Linked DNA regions of Homo sapiens: region 1 is linked to region 2. Evidence: chromatin contacts called from ENCODE Hi-C data. All regions are on one chromosome and are shown on one strand. Each heading gives the region's core, a stretch centred on a gene start or an enhancer-like site at or near the end of the contact. The rest is flanking DNA. Distances are from core to core; before and after follow the strand shown.

What was found. Hi-C counts contacts between places; a loop is a spot of excess contacts on that map. Pooled maps may share reads with other maps.
Region 1: a loop to region 2 is called in a pooled map, with 7 times the contacts of the local background. The contact joins the promoter of CCM2 here to the promoter of C7orf25 in region 2. A Hi-C loop is called at or near these places in 7 of 50 pooled maps.

Annotation. Positions count from the first base shown.
Region 1 is chr7:44,997,598-45,001,995 of GRCh38, forward strand. CCM2 (CCM2 scaffold protein) reads left to right here and starts at 2,604. Exons shown (of 10, transcript NM_031443.4): 1 at 2,604-2,766. The coding sequence starts at 2,737. It overlaps LOC102723334 (a long non-coding RNA gene), which reads right to left and starts at 2,411. Exons shown (of 4, transcript XR_428139.4): 1 at 2,121-2,411; 2 at 1,683-1,776. RefSeq lists silencers at 1,871-1,920, 2,551-3,080.
Region 2 is chr7:42,910,053-42,914,118 of GRCh38, forward strand. It overlaps C7orf25 (chromosome 7 open reading frame 25), which reads right to left and starts at 2,018. Exons shown (of 2, transcript NM_001099858.2): 1 at 1,863-2,018; 2 at 1-869. The coding sequence starts at 848. RefSeq lists enhancers at 847-1,544, 1,545-2,241, 3,761-3,820 and a silencer at 1,590-1,849.

The sequences.
Region 1 (4,398 bases), core at 1,354-3,853, 2.1 Mb after region 2:
CCTGGGCAATACAGAGTAAGACTCTGTCTCAAAAAAAAAAAAAAAAAAAAAATTAGCCTGGTGTGGTGGTGCATGCCTGTAATCCCAGCTACTTGGGAAGCTGAGGCAGGAGAATTGCTTGAACCTGGGAGGCAGAGGTTGCAGTGAGCTGAAATCATGCCACTGCACTCCAGCCTGGGTGACAGAGTGAGACTCTGCCTCACACACACACACAAATCACATGTACCTCATAAATATGTACAATTATTATGTGTTAGCTGGGTGCGATGGCTCATGCCTATAATCCCAGCACTTTGGGAGGCTGAGGAGGGAGGATTGCTTGAGCCTAGGAGTTTGAGACCAGCCTGGGCAACATAGTGTGACCTTGTCTCAACAAAAATATACTAAAATTAGCCAGGCTTGGTGATGCGTCCTTGTAGTCCCAGCTACTTGGGAGGCTGAGATGGGAGGATTGCTTGAGCCCAGGAGGTTGAAGCTTCAGTGAGCCATGACTGCATCACTGCACTCTAACCTGAAGGACAGAGTGAGACTTTATCTCTAAAAATACAAAAGAAACAAAAAATTATTTGTCAATTAAAAAAAAACTGGCAGCTTTCCTAGTTTTCGGTCCTGCTTCCAGCTTAGGAGCAACCAGAGAAAGACAAATATGTGCCCCTAACCAATCACTTGGGATGCCCTGCCCCTTGCTTCCCCAGGCCAACAGCCTCAAATGAGGACATCCCTGGAGGCTTCCCTTTTTTCACTATAAAGCTTACCCACTCCTCTGCCTGACATTGAGTCTCATCCAAATACAAATGATGGTGGCTGACTCCCTTGTTATAGCAAGCTAACAGCCTTTTTGCTTTTCTCATTTTATTGTCTTTATTCCCAGTTATCACCATCTGATCATTAGCCAGTGGACTTTTGCTTGAAGCATGAACCTGTGTATGCAAAGACAGGGCAAAGGTATTCTGATGGATAAGAACAGCCTGAGGAAGTCAGCACATCCAGAGTTAGGCTAAGAGAAGTTTTAGTAGTGTTGTTTACTGTATTATGGAGTGATAAATATGCATTTGTGGAAGACGGTGGAAGACTTTAAATATCAGGCCTTTGTTCTGTGAATGGTGGGAAAATAATGACAACCAGATGCGCTACATCATTTGCGTGTGTAAATGTGGCAAGCTGGATTATTGCAGAAGGCAGATTGAAAGGGTGTTTCCACTATCTCTGCTTTATCTTGCAGAGAATGGAATACTTATGCCTTTGGAGAGGTCTAGAGACCAAGTATTTCTTTTGAATATCAGTATAACATAGGCCCAGTCAGGAGACAGAAACACAGTAAAGAAAAGTTTAATATAAAGAATTATTAGGCCGGGCGCGGTGGCTCACGCCTGTAATCCCAGCACTTTGGGAGGCCGAGGTGGGCGGATCACCAGGTCAGGAGATCCAGACCATGGTGAAACCCCGTCTCTACTAAAAATACAAAAATTAGCCAGGTGTGGTGGCTGGCGCCTGTAGTCCCAGCTACTCGGGAGGCTGAGGCAGGAGAACGGCGTGAACCCGCGAGGCAGAGCTTGCAGTGAGCCGAGATCCACGCCACTGGCACTCCAGCCTGGGCGACAGAGCAAGGCTCCGTCTCAAAAAAAAAAAAAAACCACCAAAAAAACACAGTTTACATTCTAGCTGTGCTACAAAGTTCTTACCGGCAGATTGGTTTAGTGGCAAAATAGCAGACCTGCTGGTGACTCCAATTTGTAGTGTGCTTTTGGGCGAATCACCTCATTCCCCGGACCTCATCTGGAAAATGTGGAAATTATACCGGATGACTGGTAAGGTTCTACGATTTTATTCTGATAGGGTCTGCACATCCTTGTGGTTGCACTTCTATTTTCCAAATGTGTTTGTCTAAGGCAGGCAGACTTTATAACAGAGAAGTACTAGAAAACGGATTCCCTGTGGCTCAGGGAATAAAGTGGGACACAAGAAAAAAGAAAACCGCACCGCACCCAGACTCTCGGCGGGACGCCCCGCCCCTCAACAGTGGCCGCCTCCTCGCGCCCCTCCTTCGCCATCTGCCGGCCGCGTCCCCTCCCGCCGGCCCCCGTCCCCCGTCCCCCGCCCCCCGTCCCCTTTTCAGAGACCTGAGCTCCGCCTCCCTGGACGCGAGGCAGGCTGGGAAGTCGGCCGCCGTAAAGATGGCGGCAAATTGAAAAAGTTGGAGCTGCTCCCGCGCGCGCTCCCGCGCGCGCTGAGTGGGCGGAGCGAACAGGGGGCTGGACAGGTGCGTTCTCGCGGCCGTGCAGAAGCGAAGTAGGGGTAGGAGCGTTTCCGGCTCTCCTGAAGGACGCGGGGCGGGGTGGGGGTGGTGCAAGGCAGGCGCGTTCTCGGCCGTCCTGAAGGGGCAGGATCTTCAGCCTGTGGGCGGTGCTCTCGCCGTGAGCGGGGCCAACGGGCCGTGTTCTCCCTGAAGGGGCGGGGTCTGATCGCTGCGGGTCGGATTCCCTTGGGCCTGAAAGTGAGGATGAGCGACAACCGTGGGCGGGGCCTGCGCTGGGGAAGGTGGGGCCTGGGCGGGGCGGAGGGGGCTCGGGCCCGGAAGTGCGGGTGTGGGGCGCGGCCGGGGCGGAGACTTCGGGCCCGGCTGGCGGGCGGCGCCGGGAGCGCGGGGGCGGCGGGCCCGGGTCGAGCATGTAGCGGCTGCTGGCGGCGGGGCTCCCGGGGCGGGCCGGGCGGGCCGCGGGAGCCGCACGCGGCGATATGGAAGAGGAGGGCAAGAAGGGCAAGAAGGTGAGCGTGCGCGGGGGCGTCCTACTGCTGTGGTCGGCGGGCGGCTGGGTTGAGGGGCCAGGGTGGGGTGGGCGGGTGTTCCTTGGGGCCCGGGGGGGGGGGCAGTGGGCCAGCTGGCGGGGCGGGGCGGGGCAGGGCGAGACCCCGGACAATGGTCAGGTGGGCTTTCGCGGCCGGGCGGGCAGGAAGCGCCGCGCCTTTCCTCTGGCCCGGGCAGCGGCTCGCCCCGACCTCGGCCCCAGACGGCCTTCCCTGCGCGTCGGGACCTGGGGCTGCAGAGGAAGTGGGCCCGGCGAGGGGCCAGAAAGCTGTCCAGGGCTGGAACTGGAGCTAGTGGGCTGTGTGGTTAACGTGGAGACGTTTGCTGCTCACTGGACTTCGTTTTTGGATATCCAGTAAAAGCAAGGGTGGCCTTCACCTTATGGCCAGCTCACTCGTCCACTATCACTCAGACCTAAAACCATTGATTGATTTTAGTGACGCTAGCTACATTTGGCAGTGGGATTTAGGACATAGTTCATAGTCAAACCCCAGTTTATGTAGTTTTACAAAATGTGGCTTTAATTACAGTAAAGGGTTATAGTAGTCGATAAAGAAACATTTTAAGACTGGAAAAACGATGTGGATTGAACTACCATTAAAGTGGAAAATGGATTTTAATAAAATGTATCTTTTTCAAATAAATGCTTTATAATCTTCACGTCTTGGCTATCATTTTCTTTTTGATGTGTGTGTGCGCACTTTTATCCACAAGTTTAAAGCAGACCTCGATAATTCCTAACTATGATTTTACTACCCTGAACTCTGCAGGGAAGTGTCCTTTAATTGACAGCTACTCACCACCTTGTTTGACAGAGTGCCCCATTTAAAAGTCCTGTTTGAAATAGAATGTAGCCAGGTGGCCTTCAGGGAGTCCTGTGGTGCTGGTTCTCTACTTTCTCAACTCATTGTTTCATGTTAGCACCATGCATGTCTAATTTAGGTGCAGTATAATTTGCGGTTATCTACAAAGATGTTTTAAGTCTGGAAAATAGCTCAAGATAGTGATTCAGCCTGCAGGTGTTAGATTAGAGATGCGTGCTGCGCACAGAAGAGGGAGGAGCCAAGCAGTGTAAAAGGAGTTAGCTGGAAAGGAGAGGTGCTAACCCGGTGGCTGCTTAGTAGGGACCATCAGGCCCGAGTGTGGATGATGCTGAGCTTTGCGGAAAGTGAGCCATGTGCTCTGTGGAATGCCGGGATCCAAGAGCGCGCTAAGGACTGATGACCTCATTGTGCACCGCTTACAGGAGTACCTGGCCCATCTACCTGTGTGTGATAGGCAAGGATGGAATTGAGTGATTTTTTTTTCTAGAGCTGTCTATCAGCTTTGGTAGAAACATGAAACACCCAGCAAATAGGGAGAGAGAGAGAGAAGCAGTAAGACTGTTTTTGGGGTACAAGTGAAAAAACAGTAAAATTATCAAGAATTTTCCAGTTGGGTAATGAAAAAATTTAGGCATAAACAGGTTAATTATTAATTTCATTTTCTCACTAGAGGAGATAATCAGTTGTTATGTAGTTGCTTAAGCCAGGGGTTTTGTGTTTTTTCTGTATTCTGCCACTTGTCTTAGCTTGTTTCCTGTAGACAAGCCA
Region 2 (4,066 bases), core at 768-3,267:
TCTTGCTCTGCTTGTTCTGTGAGCACTTTCTCTTTGAAAATAAAGTGGCAGCCTCCATAGCTGAGGGCAGATACATATGTGATTAAAGTAGTAATGTCCAGATTTACTCTTTTGCACACATCGACCTTAATTTCTGTTGGAAACGCAACACTTGCTAGTATATTTTCTCGGTCAACTCTGGTCACCTGCAAAAGTTCAGGGCCCTCATCATCTGATTCACTCTCACTTGGTTGAAGCTCTTCAGGGTGATCTAACAGAGCGTTGACTGCTACTATGTCTCCTCTCACAGATATGCCCATTTCTTTCAGCTTCTCTGCCATGGGGCTGGAGACACTGTTGTAAAATGCAAAGATGATGTGAGGGTTGCTATACTGCACTGGCTGCTGGTGACTGGCCTGGAGGAAGTCTTCAGCCTGCTCAATGATGCTTTTGTCACCATATTGGCCCCTGCCCAGCCAGATGTTATGAAGAGCTTCAGCCTTCCGGCCAATGGCTTTCACCCAAGTATGACCACCATTTGCAACTACATCTACCACAAGGGTTTGCTTTTCTCCTAAGGTATCTGTATAACCAAAGACATGAAGAACACTAACAACTTCTTCCAGGTTTTCTGCTGATTCCACAATGGCTCTCAGGTGTGTTAGGTTAGTGCTCTGTAAATGAGACTCTTTAATAGCTACTTTCCCAGCTTCTACTTTCTGCAAGAATTTTAATTCTGCCTTCAATTTGCTGCACAGCTTTGCACCACCTTCTATGCCACCTTTTCTTGATCTAGAAAGTGATTCTGCTCTCTTGATCAGTTCCTTGGCTATGGCGATTCGTTCACAGAGCATGGAATGTGCAGACATGCTGTCAGCATTATTCCTTTCCTAGGGAAAGAAACAAGGCAAACTTCAGTAGTCTCCTAAAATTATGACAATCAATTCTTCACTGGTGATTAAAAACTTCAATCTAGCAACACAGCTTATGGAGGGTGAGTCTATGAACCCGGGCTTGTGTATGTCTCATTCTGGAGTGACTGCTTCCTCTGATAGCTAAGGAAAGGATGGCAGCTACACTTTTGAACTCTTCTTTAGGTACGTCTGACACACTTTAGACCTTCATTTCTTCAGCTTGAAAGCCATGGGGACACAGCATGGTCCTAGGTTAGGATACAATGCAAGAGTTGGGCAATCTGCTATATAAATAATTCCCTTATGTCTATCAGCGGCCTGTTTAACTGCTGAGAAATTTTAATAAAGGCGACAAAAATGCCGAAAACAAAAATACACACAGACTGGCTAGTTAGCAAACTGTCCAAAGCAAGTGTCTGTCCTAAACTGAGCACTTCAGCCTCCCTAACCTTTTCCTCCTTCCCGAGTTGGTCTCCTTCAACCGGCTGCCTCATGATTTCCCCCGAGGCTTGGGGTACTTACGCCAAAAAAAATCAACACTGCCTCATTTCTGCATTTGACGTCAACCCAGACTATTTTAAAAGACCGAAGAAGACCACCAACTTGCGTCCCACTCCCACTCCGACTCTGAAGGAAAATCCGAAGATGAAACTAAACTCCAAGGCTGCAACCCGCGGCGGCCGTGCAAGCGGCCCCAGCGCAGGTCGCCGGGTGGGCGGGCCAGAGGCCGGCGGGGCCTTCTCGGTGGGCTGCGGGGCCCTCGGCCCTGCCCGGCCACCTGCACAGCCGGGCCCTGCCAGGAGGGGCCGGGGCCGAAAAGCCCCCACCGCCAGCGCCGCGGCTCAGGGACCAGGCGCTGATAGCGCGCGGCCGACCCCCTTCCCGCCGGGCCGGCCCTGCCCAGCCCCCTCTGGCCTCAGAAGAGGCGCCCCGCTCCCAGCCTCCCCGCCTCGCTCCCCGGCTCCTCACCGGCAGCGCCAGAACCGCGAGCGCGAGCACGCAGGCGCGTGCACGCAGAGGCCGGGACCCGCCGGGAAATCTCAACCGGGCAGCCCCCACCCCGCTCGAACGCCGAGGCGGCTCCACCCGCGCGAGCCCCGCCGCCTCGGGCACCTCCTGCATCACGTGGTTCCGGGCCGGGTGACGCCAAACCTGCGATTCCCAAGCGGCAGCGCGGCCTCCCGAGCCGGGTTGACGCTGGCGTGGCGGCCATGTTTATTGAGGGCACCTGGCTTCTCCCGCTTGCGCCGCCGGGTGAGCCTGAAGGCGCGCACCCACCTGGCTCCAGGAAGAGGGACCGAGCTCGCGTGCTGGGCCTCACTCCCACTGGGGGCGTCGGCCACTCGATCGCAACCGGGTCGTAGGCATTTTGGGGGCTCATTTTAACAGAAGAAACGCTGGAGAAGCTTGTCAGAGGTGACAGCTGAGAAGTACTGCCTCTGGGACTTCTGCCTCCAAGCCAAAGCACTTTCCACTGCATTGTCCTGGGCCCTCCAAAGAAAGTGTGCTGTCCTTCTGAAGAGAAGAAATGATTGCATGGCTTCCGAGGGGCTGCCATATTCATATTACTGTAGTAGAGTGTCCAGAGTCACCCAGAAAGATTAGGGCTGTAAGAAAGTAAAGCTAATTTAAAATATTAAAGAGGACTTCCAGTTATAATTAATCCTGTGTATCCTGCTCCTTCTCCAAACTTAACAGTAAAGCAATGCTCCTTCTCCAAATAACAGTAAAGCAATGACAAAGGGAACAAACAAAGGCAAAAAGAACAAGAGAAGAGATGACTGCAGACCGGTTATACCAACACATTTTTGGAGGACAAGAGCAATAACTTATTCAGTCCTTACAGCGTGACAGACATTGTTCTAAGTGTTTTACACATTGTTCACTCCTTTAAACAACCTAAAAGGTAGAGATATTAAGTATGCTTTACAGATAAGTGAGCCATAGGGAGGTTACCTGAACCCAAGCACCCTCTTTGCAGATGGTGTCAGGAGAACTGAGCAAACTGCTTGTAGAAGGGGATATTTAGCCACTGATTCACAAAGCAGAACCCCAGAAAGCTTCAGGTGCCTTGAAGGTAGAAGGGAGGGCAGTAAATTGTTCAGGCAGAAGACTAGTTTAAGATGCTAAAGACAGGGCATCAGAGGGATTCCAGACACAAAGCCTAACAAAGGATGAGAGGTGCCATGATGTTTTCCTACTGAATAGTGCAATGCTAGCAGCCCCCTTCTCTGCCCCTCCCATAATGCAGGCACCCCTCTACCGCTCCCTACCACTATCTCCCCATAACCCTATTTTTCTCTGAAGAAATGAGTAGACAAAAGACCCTAGAGAAATGGCTCGGCAATACCAACATTCAGCATCCCCTAGTGTGAGCCTCACGAACACAGCATTTCCCAACGTTTTTGTTATTTGAAGGAAATGGAAAACAGAACAAAATGGTCTCAAAAAGTATTCTATAACTAGCATCTTCAAATAAAAGATATTTCAGCTATGAAACAAGAGGATTTCTTTTTTTAAGGAGACAGCAGAGCACAGGAAATGGTTCTTCTGTAGTAAAAATCATATCCCAAATTTCAAAACATCAATGAGTTGGAAAAATTTAGAAAGTAGAAATAGATGAAAAATGGAGCAAAAACAAAAGGATCCAGTATCCAATTAACAGGAGTTTAGAAACAAAAACAAAATGAAGAGAAAATTTTTCAAAAACTTAATAGAAAATTTAGCAAACAGAAACGTTTTTCACAGTGCAAGGGCCCACTGAGTGCTCACCACAATGACTATTAAGAAACCCACACAAAGGAACATGGTTGTGAAGTTTCAGAACACAGCAGATAAGAGAAAAACCAAGAGCTGCAGAGGGGAAAACTTACAAAGGACTTGGCATCACATACGCAATAGTATTAGGCTTCCTATCAGCAACACTGGAATTTAGAAGGGAGTAATGCTTTCAAAATGTGGAGATAATTTATTTCTTAGAGTTTTTAAACCCAGCCAATTCAGAGAGAAAGCAAGGAGAATAAAGATAGTTTCAAACAAGCACCTAGCCTGGATTGGAACAGGAAGACAGAGGGTTCTAAGAGAAACTTCTCTGAGGTGTGGGGAAGAGAACTGATACAGAGTGCCTGATATCTGACTGATGAGGAAAATATTAAGCAGAGGGTGTTAAATTT